2 separate regions of the Homo sapiens genome follow, and region 2 is linked to region 1. Evidence: chromatin loops called from intact Hi-C (ENCODE). Cell type or tissue: endothelial cell of umbilical vein. All regions are shown on one strand. Region 1 overlaps WBP4 (WW domain binding protein 4). Region 2 overlaps MTRF1 (mitochondrial translation release factor 1).

Region 1 (2,500 bases):
TGAGGCAGGAGAATTGCTTGAACCCGGAAGGTGGAGGTTACAGTGAGCCAAGACAGTGCCACTGTACTCCAGCCTGGGGACAGAACAAGACTCCATCTCAAAAAAAAAAAAAAAAAAAAAAAAAAAATTTGATGTGAAGAGTAAAATTTAAAAACCTACCTTAAACTTTATTTTTGGCTTTTCTGTCTCTGTAGAGACCCCTCCTTCTTCTGCTTCCTGTTCCCCATCAGAATCACTATGCGAATCTGATGATTTGGATTCATCTAGGGTGCCAAGTGAATTTTCATTGACCTTACTAGAAGGCAGATCACTAGTGTGTGGAATGAAATCATCAGGTTTCTCCCATCTGGATTCTGCTCAACACATTTTAAAGTCATGTTATTTAGTTATTAATTCTATTCAGATGTAATTTCAACATAACATTTATCACTTACAATTATTAAATGACAATACTGTATGTATTTCATACTATCTCTTGATCAAGAAGATAACAGAGTTCTCAAACCTCTTGCTCTTGTATCTTTCAGAAATTGATTTCAAACAGCCCGGATTTACTAGATGTGTAAACTATAACTCCAATGGAATGAGAGACCTAAGAACTGGGTGATATTTCTAACGGTTCACAATTTATCTGACACCAATTTCAGGAAACGTATTGATAATGAGCAAACAAGAGATTTCCTGAAACTTGCTTATCACAGAGATTTCCTTTCCTGGCCCCAGTGTGCTGGCTTATGCTTGTAATTCCAACACTTTGAAAAGGCGAGGTAGGAGGATTGCTTGAACTCAGGAGTGTGAGACCAGCCCGGGCAACATAGCGAGAACCTGTCTCTACAAACAATTAAAAAGTTAGCAGGCATCATGCCATATTCCTGCAGTACCCACTACTCAGGAGGCTGAGGCGGGAAGACTGCTTGAGCCCAGGAAATAGAGGCTGCAGTGAATCATGATTGTGCCACTGCACTCCAGTCTGGGGGACAGAGCAAGACCTTGTCTCAATTTAAAAAAAGAAAAAATTCCTAAGATTTTCATGGAGTGAAATTACATTGTGAAGCACTAAGTGAATATTAAATTCTCATTTTTATTATGGTGGTTTGGTGGGTGGGGGGGCAGCAATGGGAATCTCAATTGACTGAACTCTACTGCCATCCAGTGGTTCATTGGGCTTTTAGTAAAACAATAATATTTCTAATTACCTTGTAATTAATTCCCTACTTTCAACTGGGAGAGTTTTAAGAGTGAAAGGGGCTGCCGTTAGTAATTATTCTGGTCCAGGAATAAACCAAAATCATTCAAGGCAAACCAATATATACAGCACCTTAATTAATACAGAGTTCTTGGCAGGATTAATGAAAAAACATTACTTTTCCTAATCCACATTTCACACAAGTTAACAATAGAACTTTCAAGAATTTATTTATTTTATTTTTATTTATTTATTTGGCGTGATCTCAGCTCACTGTAACCTCCACCTCCCCGGTTCAAGCGATTCTCCTGCTTCAGCCTCCCGAGTAACTGGGACCACAGGCAAGCGCCACCACGCCCAGCTAGGTTTTGTATTTTTAGTAGAGACAGGATTTCACCACGTTGCCCAGGCTGGTCACGAGCTCCTGACCTCAAGTGATCCGCCTGCCTCAACTTCCCAAAGTTCTAGGACTACAGGTGTGAACCACCACGCCAGTTCAGGGAGTAATTTATTTAGCACCTACTATGTGCCAAGCACTGTTATTGGAACTTTATGACATATGACATTCATGACCTTACAGAGCATGCATGTTTATTCTATTTCACTGAAGAGTGACTATAGGCTCAGTAACACCCACAGTCACATTGCTGGTAAGGAAAGAAGCTGTGCATTGAACTCAGATCTGTCTAACTCTAAAGCTATATTATATCACTATACTATTTTATATGTATAAAAATCCCAACCTTCAATTGTACTGGAATATAAACATTGCTATAACTGGGCAGGCTAAATATCTACTTGGAGGTTAAAAGGGCCTTTTCTTCCTAAAAGATTTAATGCTATGCAATGAGCTAATGATAACAGGAATTAAAAAAACAAAAACAAGCCTCTCCTAAAGTTACATTAATGTTATAGCTGTTCTGATAAATTCAACTGTTTATGATGTTAAATTAGATGAAACATTAATTTGAAAGTTTTAGGGCCGGGCGCGGTGGCTCACGCCTGTAATCCCAGCACTTTGGGAGGCCGAGGCGGGCGGATCACGAGGTCAGGAGATCGAGACCATCCTGACTAACATGGTGAAACCCCGTCTCTACTAAAAATACAAAAAATTAGCCTGGCGAAGTGGCTGGTGCCTGTAGTCCCAGCTACTTGGGAGGCTGAGGCAGGAGAATGGCATGAACCCCAGGGGGCAGAGCCTGCAGTGAGCCGAGATTGTGCCACTGCACTCCAGCCTGGACGATAGCAAGACTCCGTCTCAAAAAAAAAAAAAAAGTTTTAGATAACAATTAGTATTTATGCATGCTTCGTAAG
Region 2 (2,500 bases), 150 kb before region 1:
CTGTAGTATTAAACATTAAGTTCTGCCCATTCTTTTTCTTTGTCATTTTGTATATATGTCTTTTAGAAAGTATCTAAATTGTTGAAATGGTCATTTGCCAAGTGCTTTTTCCATTGTAATGAAGACATTTATAAAGGTAAAATATAAATTGCTTTTTGTTATGGCACAGGTGGGAACAAGAGCCCAGTCAGAGCGAATTCGGACATATAATTTCACCCAGGATAGAGTCAGTGACCACAGGATAGCATATGAAGTTCGTGATATTAAGGTAATACTACTGAGTATGCTTTGCCTACCTTTGATTTCAGAAGAAAATATAGTCAAATTCTAGAACATATATGTAGATATTACCAAGTATATCTAAAATATTACCAAGTAATTTAAATCATTAAGCCACCCTAAAATTTACAAACACTTTTATTAGTTTGCTGGTTAAAAAAATAATGATCTTTATGCCATTTTGAAACAATGGTCTTTTCTAAATTCCAAATTCTTCGTTATGCAATCACAATGCATGAACGTATATTCAGTCTGCATATATACATGGGTATTGGTTTTCTATTGACAGGTAACAAATTACCACGAATATAGCAACTTAAAGCAGTACCCATGATTAAAGTATTATCTCATGATTTCTGTAGGTCAGAAATCTAGGGACAACTGAGCTTAGTTATCTTCTCAGGATCTCACAAGGCTGAAATCAAGGCATGGCCAGGCTCCATACTCTTCTGGAGCTTGGGGTCCTCTTCCAAGTTTATGTGGTTGCCAGCAGAATGCCATTGCCTTCGATTGTAGGACTGAAGCCCCCATTCCCTTGCTGACAGTCAGCTGGAGGCTGCTTTTCAGCGCGTAAATACTGTTGGAAGTTGTTTCCCAGTGGCTACCTCCAGAGACTCTCTCCCACTTTGAATCTCTTCTTGCAGGAATGACTCGGGCCTTTTTAAGGGCTCACCTGTTTAGGTCAAGCTCACCTGGATAATGTTCCTTTTGATTAACTCAAAGTCAGCTGCTTAGTCACCTAGGCACTAGAATGATACTCCATCATTTTCACAGGTCCTGTCTGCACTGAGAGGGAGTTATTCACAGTGTGTACACCAGGGGGCATCTTAGAATTCTCCCTACCACAATGTGTCTTCATTAGATTGAGGTGTTACAGTTAGGCTGTTGGGGAAAAGACTCGGTCAAGATTGTTTGAACATTAACCTATCTAAATCGCATCCAGCAAAGACCACTGACATAAATATATAAATATATTAATGATGAAGCACAGAAAAATGTCTTTTTTGTTGCCACTGAAGGAGAAAGTGAACTGGTCCCATAAAGGACTATGTGGAAAAGGCAGCAGACAGAAATCTTTGATGTTTTTCCTTGGTGCCATGTGATACCTAAGGCTTCTTTCACTTGACTCTGTCCCATCCTATTCTCAAAATTAAAGTCCTAGTTTTACAAGGGAAATATACCTTGTAAAAAAGTCCTAGTTATACAAGGTTAATATGTTTGTCAATTTCTGTATGTCTTATGCCACATCCTCTGTCTCCTCAGCAGGATAAGGCTATCTTGCTTAGGAACATAGCCATGTTGAAAAGGAGGAAAATATTTGCTAATTTCCCTTTCCTCCGGAAACACACAGTATTAACGAAACGTGTTTGGCCATATTGTTCTAATTACACTATGTTCTTTCAGTTGTTTTTCTAGTAGTGACAATTTTTTCGGAGACAGCCACATTCTTATGACCAGTAATATCTTTTAGATGGGACCATAGGTGCATAGTATAGTATTCGGTTGTGAAACAAAGGGAAGGTAACTAACTGGCTTCTGTAGTTATAAAATATCTGACTTTGGCCTAAATAATAATATATCACTAACCAAACTAGCATGCCAGACTCAGAAGTAATAAGGAAAATAACACTGGTAAGCTCTAATAATCACTAACTAGTCTACTGGAAGAAGACATTCCATAGTAGTGAAAGGAACAAAGTTTGAAAACAGCATGAAAAAAGGTAGCTGTAGTAAAACATTAAAATCTGTGTGAAGGACAGTAAAGAGACTAGTAAGAGTGAATAATTGGCTGGGCACGGTGGCTCACGCCTGTAATCCCCGCACTTTGGGAGGCCGAGGTGGGCAGATCACGAGGTCAGGAATCGAGACCATCCTGGCTAACACGGTGAAACCCCATCTCTACTAAAAATACAAAAAAAAATTAGCCGGGCATGGTGGTGGGCACCTGTAGTCCCAGCTACTGGGGAGGTTGAGGCAGGAGAATGGCATGAACCCGGGAGGTGGAACTTGTAGTGAGCCAAGATCGCACCACCGCACTCCAGCCTGGGCGACAGAGCAAGACTCTGTCTCAGAAAAAAAAAAAAAAAAGAGTGAATAACTTAGGAACCAAATCATAGATGAAGCTGGAAAAGTGATAAGGATCTTAACCCCAGGGCAACAGCTGTTGGACAAATGGAAGGGGTAGATAGGAAAGAATGTGAGCGTTTTTGGAACTTTTTGC

Evidence for each region. Hi-C counts contacts between places; a loop is a spot of excess contacts. Peaks named below come from ENCODE experiments on the same cell type or tissue, not always from the same donor. Only the 100,000 strongest peaks of a DNase experiment are listed, where the experiment ranks them.
Region 2: a loop joins it to region 1, with 20 times the contacts of the local background. A loop is called at or near these places in 97 of 110 quality-filtered maps.

Annotation. Positions count from the first base shown.
Region 1 is chr13:41,073,897-41,076,396 of GRCh38, reverse strand. It overlaps WBP4 (WW domain binding protein 4), which reads right to left. Exons shown (of 10, transcript NM_007187.5): 8 at 160-353. Among named protein-coding and RNA genes, the nearest start is that of WBP4, 14 kb to the right of the region's middle. In endothelial cell of umbilical vein, a CTCF peak has its summit at 1,137 (motif pointing left); a DNase peak (open chromatin) is centred at 1,136; H3K27ac peaks cover 551 bases.
Region 2 is chr13:41,221,024-41,223,523 of GRCh38, reverse strand. MTRF1 (mitochondrial translation release factor 1) reads left to right here. Exons shown (of 10, transcript NM_004294.4): 9 at 170-268. All of the region lies in intron 3 of KBTBD6-DT (KBTBD6 divergent transcript), which reads right to left. Among named protein-coding and RNA genes, the nearest start is that of KBTBD7, 28 kb to the right of the region's middle. RefSeq lists a silencer at 1,125-1,174. In endothelial cell of umbilical vein, a CTCF peak has its summit at 1,082 (motif pointing right); a DNase peak (open chromatin) is centred at 1,093.